2 separate regions of the Homo sapiens genome follow, and region 1 is linked to region 2. The links are chromatin contacts, found by Hi-C or POLR2A ChIA-PET in ENCODE. All regions are on one chromosome and are shown on one strand. Each heading gives the region's core, a stretch centred on a gene start or an enhancer-like site at or near the end of the contact. The rest is flanking DNA. Distances are from core to core; before and after follow the strand shown.

Region 1 (3,899 bases), core at 1,381-3,880, 360 kb before region 2:
TTGCAGTAGGGATCCAGGATATATTCACAGGAGGCATTGTATAGGAAGGTCTGTGGCTGAGGAGTCTGATTACAGAACACCAGGAAGTAGGAGGAGTTGTAAGGTACAGCAAAGCAAGACTAGCTGCACGTACCAGGGCCTGTGCCAGGTTTATTTTCTGGCTGTCAGCATTGACACAAGTGACCTGTATACTCTGAGCCTAGAGATCAGGCTGGAGTGCTCTCTGAAAATTTTGCAAGGAAAGGAAAGATAAAGCAGGCAGTTGATGTTTAAAGGATTTTCTAGGGAAGCTGGAGTTTTAGAACTTACATAAAAATTTGTGGAGGAGGTGGGACTGGATTTGGAGGAGAGTTTAAGCCAGTGGCCCAGAGATCAAAAGATCTTCTGGAGGATCAGGGACTGGAAGTTGGAGATAAAGGGGTATATAGGAACTGAAATTGTCTCCTTGCAAGTTTCACCCATTGTTCTTGGAATACATGTTTGCCTTCTTCACATGAGAGATTCCATATTTTTCAGAGAAAAAGATCTCATACTTCTCCCACCCTGAACCACTTTTCCAAGCTCCGTTCCTCCAATTCTTACTAACATGTTCCTAGACCTTTCACCATCTCCTTACATGCCCTGTTCTCAACATCCTTCTGATATTGAACAAAATATTCAAGAAGAGCTGTGAAACAGATGAGTACAACATAATTGAAACTGATAGCCTTAGGCCTATTCTAACAGTGTAAACATTTCAGAGCTCAGGGAATCCCTAAAGATGATCTAGTCTAAGCCCTTTACTTCACAAATGAAGAAACTGAAGTTAATTACTCATCAGAGCAAGGCACAAGACAGGCTCCTGGTCCAGTAGATAGTCAGGAGTGGACCCAAGCCTGGAATTTCAAGTTAATTATCTTATTCTATTTGAATTCTTATTCTGATGCAACACGGAAAACCCCCTGTTAGATCTGCAAGATCTAGCTCCCTGCCAAAGACTATTTATTCTCTCTAAAGAGATGATGAAATTATTTTAGAAAGAGGGCCAAATGTCCTATTTGAGAGGAATAATTTATAGTCATTTTATCTGTTTCTCATGAATTATCAGCTTCTTGGTAGCCTTTTAAAGAAAGGGTTAATAAAATAGTTTACAACTTGTTAAAAGAGCTATAGAAAATTATATTAAGTTCTTATATAAACTCTTTGTATGATACTTAAATTTTTTAGGTCAAACATAAACTGAATCTCAGTAAAAATTATAAGACAGAGGCAATTCAGCTTAAACCATAAGTGGTCCATGTCATACATCTTTTATCTCCTATAGAGAGAAAAATAAACTTAAGACTAATTTTTTAGAACAAGAAAGGATAACCCATTTGCATCCCTATTTATCACTTCCTTTCACTGTGTTCACTTTTTTCAGGAAAAAGTAAACCAAATCAAGTAGAAAATGTCAAATTTTTAGTGAAGACATTTAAACACTTCAAAAGGGTGAGCAGTTACATTCCTTTTAAAGAATTCTATCTTAATATTGATGAGAGAATAGTTAAAAAAGGATCATAAGGCCTCCTTTGCATGTAATATGTATAACGTATAGTGAGACAATTTGTAAATAATCTAGTGAAAAACTGGTTTTACTAATCTGTTTCCCTAAAATAAATCTGCCTATTTGTAATTGAGAACTTCCTGGAAAATGAACAATAAACACATAAAAGTTTTACTTTTATGTGCATTACAAACTTCGGCTGTCAACAATTTGCACAAATTATTTTGGGAAGAATCTTCTTATATACTCTTCCCTCTGAAAGACTGGTAATTTAAAATAGGAAAATGCACAATCATACAGTGTTAGAATTGCATTAGAGAGTCACATAGAGACCACTCTAGATTTTTTTTTTTTTTTTTGAGATGGAGTCTCACTCTTGTGGCCCAGGCTGGAGTGCAGTGGTGCAATCTCGGCTCACTGCAACCTCCGCCTCCTGGGTTCAAGCAATTCTCCTGCCTCAGCCTCCCGAGTAGCTGGGATTACAGGCATGCGCCACCATGCCCGGCTAATTTTTGTGGTTTTAGTAGGGATAGGGTTTCACCATGTTGGCCAGGCTGGTCTCGAACTCCTGACCTCAGATGATCCACCCGCTTCGGCCTCCCAGTGTGTTAGGATTACAGGCATGAGCCACTGCAGCTGGCCCACTCTAGATTTTTATCTTGAGAATTGCAGATAACCCTATTGGGTCAGTTTTCTTACACTGTAATCATCCTCACTTTTGATACTTCCATCTACTTCAGTGGTTTTCAAAGTGTGGTCTGGTAGCATAGACAACACCTGAGGACTGGTTAGAAATGCAAATTTTCAAGTCTCACATTAGACCTACTGAATCAGAAACTCTGGCGGAGGGGGCAGCCCCCATATTTTCATAGGTCTGCCAGGAGATTCTGATGCATGTCAAAGTTTGAGGATCAATGCTAGTCCTCTATAGCAATCCACCACATTTTGTTCCTTTATCCTTCCAAAGTTTTTACCCTTACAGGAACTATATCACCCCATAGAGATAAGAAAGGAAAAAGCAGCCCCTGACAACTGAAAGCTGGCCTGGCACTCATATTTAGGCCTTGGTGTGGAACATAAACAGTTTCACTGAACATTAACGTCAGACCAGAGCACTCTGTGATCATGACAAAAACAAGAGCACTCCATCACGATGTCTGAACAGAAAAACAAACATGTCCAAACCACAAAAATAACCAAAATATCCCCCATCCTAGCTAATATGAGAGGATCTTGCCTCTGCCAATTAAAGTTTTAGACTCAGTTTATTCCTGCCCCCTTCAATAAGATTTGTTAAAATACCCAGTCATAAAATTGCCTCTACTCCCTTGATAGCAACCAATCCTGGCAAAGCTCCACTTCTCAGTATCACCTAATACAAGCCCAAATCCTAAAATAAGCCTTTCTCACTCGCTTCTACTAAGATGTCCCAGGATGTGCAATCTGCCTTGCTATAAACGTAACCACCTAATGGGCTTGTTACAGTAGGTAACTAGTCAGACATGAGCAGGGCAGCAGAGGACCCCCCACCCCCAACACCACCGGGAATATCAGGCAACCATCAGGTGATGGTCAGGTGGTTGTTAACCATCTCTCTAAAATGATAATTGGTCACAGCCAGTGCCAGGGGAAAGGCAGTTCCCCAATAGGTAGAAAAAAATCTGAAACTGGTGATCAGCAACTTTCCAATAAGATCTTAGGAACTGAGCAAATGGGTCCAAGCATGTGAACTAAGAGGCAAAATGGTGGAGCTTAACTGCTATAGGACCTTCCTCTAGGAACACTCTACTGGTAAGGGAAGAACGACTTAAGTGAGCATGCGTGCAACTCCAGTAAACACACTGTGTATGCAGCCTCTCCCAAGCACTGGCAGGGCACTGCGCATGTGGAGAGCACGCCCCAAGGTAAGAATCAGGGCAGAAGTAATGCAAGGCCCTGGAAGTATGCCAACATATAAAAGCAAGTCAAAAGGTCAAACCCTGCACTTGATCTTGAAACCGCCTTTGCAAAATTATGACTGAGCCAGTGAAAGAGATCTAACTTAACAGACTCCATCTTGCTTCTAACCTCCAAACCGTCCTTGTTCATTCCTGGGCATGGACTGAACTAACTATGAGAGAAACTTAGTTTATAGTTTATAGTTTAAACAAAGACAGTAACAGCCCTTTCCTAAAGCGGACCTCCTTCTTGCCTGGGGACTAGACTGCCTTTGTAGGACTAATATTAGCCACAAGATTATAAATTATGGTTTAGGAGTCATGCAGCTGGAGGCTACAACATTCTGACCCTCCCTAAACTGCTCCTAAGATCCGTGCTTGAGATGTTTTGCAGACCCTGCACTTGATGGATCAGCTGGCACCACCCAGATCAATAA
Region 2 (4,288 bases), core at 1,147-3,646:
ATTATACTTTGAAAACATACCGTGCAGTCTGTAGGGTGCATGCCAACATACATTTACCCACAATGAGTCCATAAACCCACTTCGAGGGGTAAGAGAAAAAAGCATACCTAAGACAAATTGAAGTGTTTAGGCAAGCAGCTAAATTGTTTTTCCTTCTTTCCTCCTCCTTAACCCGGGTTTTTGTCATCAGGTTAAGTGATTTTTTCTGAGTTCCAAAACCCTTTGGTCTCCGACAGGAGACTATACAACAGGCCTGCAAATAGGAGAGGGAATGGGAGTGGGGGCGGTAACTCTTCTTTCCACTCAAGTTACATCCCGAGTGGGCTAACTACATTGCAGTATTTGGAAAACCTATTAACTTTTGGGCAAAGTTCCTATGCTGAAGTTTAGCCTGAAGCAAGTTCTCAAAAAAAAAAAAAAAAAAAAAGAAGAAGAAATAAAAAAGAAAGAAAAAGAGAGAACCCTACACAAAACAAATCCACTGGGACCTATTGGAATGTTAACACTCATTATAAACAGTTTCACTTCTATGCTGAATCAAGTTGGCACAATAATCGAACATTGTGTATGTGGAATAGCAGCCATGTTCATATCCGCAATAAGAATTAAAAAGCAATGGCGATCCTAGAATTAGTCATCGCTTCCCAAACATTAACTTTTAATCACAGTTGAACTAGGCAGGACTTGGCCTATGAGTCAACCTGCAGTGTATTATCAAAGGCTTGTGTTAAAACCTCGGTACTGTAAAGCGCAACTCAGTTCCTGCGCAACGTACAGATGTGGCTAATTCAAAAGCGTTTCAGCCGACTGTAAATAATAGTCTACAACTGGGAAACCAACACGCGACCTACTAAGTTTGATAAGAGCAAGCCGGCCCAAGTTCCAACACACAAGGGAAGAGCAGGGGTGAAAGAACTCCATAAACAACTTCCAGGAAAGTCTGGGCAGGGGAAGCCCGAAACCTGTATTCCGAAATCGCCTGAGCCGCGAGGAAAATAAATGCTTACGGGAGGGGGAGGGGAAACGGGAGGGGGGAAGGAAAGAAAGAGCAAAAAACTAAATGGACCGGTTCTACCCCCACCTCTAATCAACACTGGAAAACAAGAGAACAATTATTTGACTCCCCCAGGAGACTGAAGTGGACCGAGAGGCCGCAAAGGAAAGGGGCCCAGGGCTCAACTTCACAAACTCGGCCGCCGCTGGCAACACACCCACACACAAATGCCAGAGGCCCCCCTCCCCCTTTCCCAGCCCGGCCCGGCGGGAGCGAAGGTGCGGAGCGCGCGGAGGCGCGCGCATTGTGCAAGCCCACCGCGGCCCAGGCCCGACTTTTCCCCACCCCCTTCCTTCCTCCCCACCCCTCCTCCACTCCCGCCAACCTCTCGGGAACCCCGGGAAGAAAGAAAGGAAGAAGGAGGGAAAGCACGCCCCCCGGGGCTGCAACCGCAGAGAGAAACTCAGAAGGGAAAAACAAATCTCAGCCCCGGACTCTGGGAGGAGTGGGGAGCTGGTCACCGCGGCGGAGTGGACGACTCCAGTTCCACTTCGCCTCGGGACCCCCACCCCAGCTAGAGTTCCCGCAACCCCCCTCCCCTGACCAGAGCTGGCGGCCGCGGCTCCCGAGCGCCCCCCCGGTCTGAGGCCCGCCCGACGGGGAAACGGGGAGAGGGGCAACGAGGTTACCTGTCGGGAGTGGGATTTGGGCTCCGGCGGCTTGAAGAAGGAGTCGGGCAGCTTCCGGAGCCTCATGGGCACGGTCTGGGGCACGTTGGCCGTCTTGGGGTTCATGACGGCGTTGAAGAGCGCCTCCAGGTCGGTCTCCGAGTCCCCGCGGACGTGCACGATCTGATGCCCGGCGGGGGGTGCCTGCGGCGCCGCCTGGGTCGCCGCGGGTGCCGGTTGCCCGGGTCCGGACGGCGGGCCCTGCCCCTGCGGGGGCTGCGAAGGCGGCTGCCCTTGGCCCTGGGGGGCCGGTTGAGGCGGCGGCTGCTGCCCGGGATCCATGGCTTCTGCCTCCCCCGACGCGCACCCCCTGACCCAGGCGAGCGAGGGCTACGCCCGGACGCCCCGGCTCCACGGGCCGAGGTGGAGAAGCGGCGACGGCTGCGGGCCGGGCGGCGCTGTCCTCGCTCTCAGGGCCGGGGGGCTGCGCCGCGGCCCCGCATCCCCCGCCCCGGCGCCTCCGCCCCCGCCCTGCGCCCCGGCTCCACTGGTCTGGCGGCTGCGCCTCGGGAGGGGCTGCGAGGCACTCGGACCTGCGGCGCCTGAGAACTTTTTCCCTCCAACTCCCTTGACGGAGGCCGGACAGCTCGTTGCCTTTCCCCGCCTCCCCTTTCTCTTTATTTCCTTTTCTTGTTCCTTCCTTCCTCCCTTTCTTTTCCCTGGCGGCGGCTGCGCCCGACTGAGACAGAAACTCGCCTCAAACGCCAAAACTAAAGTTAGGAGAAGCGCCCGCCCGCGCCGCCGCGGCCCCGCCTCCTCTCGGCTCTTCCTTCCTCTGCGCGCCCGCCCGCACCGCGGCCCGGCCGGCAGCGCAGGGAAACTTTTCGCTGCAAGTTGCTACATTCCTGCACACTCCCGGCCCGCGGCGCCTCTCCCGGCCGCACGTGACCCGCTCGCCCTGGCCCGGTCCGCCCTTCGCCCGCGCTCAGCCGGGCAGGGGCCCGAAGCGTGCCCCGTATTCTGCCCCGCGAACCGCAAACGATGGGTCCAATCCGGGTCCGAACTGTGGTGTCTGCGGAGAACGCGGGCGCCCTTGGCTGCAGGAAGTTCTTCCGCTCCGCTCGGCCCCTTTTCCCCGCCCGTGCTCGGGAAAGGCGCTTCCAGTTCGCCTGGACCTGCGAAAGGGCCAAGGCCGAAAGAAGTGGAGAGAGGATGTGCGAACCCACCTCCTCCTCCTCGCGTTACCCCGGCTTGACCGAGCGGAGCGCCTGTGCGAGCTTAAAGCCGCGAGGATAGATTGGAGTTAAAATAGATACCGTGAGCCGGCATTGATGTTAATAAAGATCCATTGTTTTCAGCATTAACTTTATTTTGTAATTGTTTCACTTATCTGTTAGTCTGCAAAAACTCACTTGAGAGGGGTAAACGGTTACTGTAATTGAAGCTTTGAGACCAGGTCTGTAACTCAGTGTAACTTATTAAAAGAAACAAAAACACTACATTTTCCAAATAGTGAAATCACATCAACTTTTTTAGTACTCGAATTTGCAATAGTCACTGGAAGCCGCAACCCAAAAAATTAGTGCGTCTTCAGGTACAAGCATTCATGCCTCTGTACCTGTCTTTCATCCTCAAGGAGCTGGGTCCCTACCCCTGCTATCCCTGTGCCTGGCCCAACGGTGGACTCCGTTAATGTGGACTGAATAAGAAATGAATGGGCAAGGAGGTCATCCCAGGCACCTGATGTACAAGGAGCCCTTCTGGAAGCCACTCAAAAACAATAGAAATGTTTTTTAAGTCATACACTCTGGGTTTTTTTTTTTTAAAGCATCCTTGTTGAGATATAATTTATATACCATACAGTTTTTGCAATAGTTGTACATATTAGTATATTTAAGCAATTCACTGTTTTTTTAAATATATTCATAGGATTGTGCAACATCAGTCTAATTTTAAATGCACAAGCCCATTCTAAGGAAATCTGGCTTTCTTGTTTTAATGATTTTGTCTACAATGCTAGTGAAACAAAGGTATAAGTAGGATTAAGCAAGGAAAAAGTCCGTGAGCAAAAAGGTAATTTCTTCCTTCAGCCAGAACATGCCCAGGAGAATTCTGAAGGATCTGTATCACTTGGTGTGGTAGGGCTCGGCCAAAGGAGCAGGCCTCAGACACTCAAAATTCTAACAGAAGATTCCAATCAACTACTCTGAACCCCCAGTTTCCTGTCTGAAAAAAAGGATCAGAGTAAATGACACCCATGACTAGTTCTTGGATTTGTTCCCACTCCTAAATGTCAAGTGCATTTAACGACAGACTTGCAGGTTCTGGAGTTACAGAGTTTTGAGTTCAGGTCCCAGTTCTGCCATTTACTAGCTGTGAGGTTTTGGACAAGTTATTTATTTCCTGTTCTTTAATATTAGCATCAGGGGTAATAACACCTACCTCATAGTTGTTGGGGCATTAAATGAGTCAATGGATATAAAGTACTTAGCCCAGTTTGGGACGTGCAGTGAGTTCCACATCAATGTCAGTTGTCATTGTTGTCCCATGTTCACAGATTATTTCACAGGTAGTAACATAGCCTCTCCTTGCAGCAGCCCTCTCTTTCTAAGCACAGCCTCAGGGA

The links. A loop is a pair of places that touch in the nucleus more often than their neighbours do. ChIA-PET counts read pairs that join two places held with the same protein, here RNA polymerase II (POLR2A). Pooled maps may share reads with other maps.
Region 1: a loop to region 2 is called in a map of naive thymus-derived CD4-positive, alpha-beta T cell, with 9 times the contacts of the local background. The contact joins the enhancer-like site here to the promoter of YAP1-DT in region 2. A Hi-C loop is called at or near these places in 1 of 168 maps with a recorded cell type or tissue (naive thymus-derived CD4-positive, alpha-beta T cell) and 4 of 50 pooled maps. POLR2A ChIA-PET finds 5 or more read pairs at or near these places in 1 of 52 experiments (WTC11).

Annotation. Positions count from the first base shown.
Region 1 is chr11:102,473,227-102,477,125 of GRCh38, reverse strand. All of the region lies in intron 1 of LOC124902740 (a long non-coding RNA gene), which reads right to left. The region is part of intron 1 of LOC102723838 (a long non-coding RNA gene); the gene reads right to left. Among named protein-coding and RNA genes, the nearest start is that of TMEM123-DT, 22 kb to the right of the region's middle. RefSeq lists a silencer at 176-225. Within about 2 kb of position 2,630, at least 3 of the 41 ENCODE cell types and tissues checked have a DNase peak (open chromatin) inside an H3K27ac peak, as active enhancers do.
Region 2 is chr11:102,108,565-102,112,852 of GRCh38, reverse strand. It overlaps YAP1-DT (YAP1 divergent transcript), which reads left to right and starts at 2,396. Exons shown (of 1, transcript NR_198976.1): 1 at 2,396-3,026. It overlaps YAP1 (Yes1 associated transcriptional regulator), which reads right to left and starts at 2,406. Exons shown (of 9, transcript NM_001130145.3): 1 at 1,684-2,406. The coding sequence starts at 2,004. RefSeq lists silencers at 2,494-2,623, 2,634-2,683.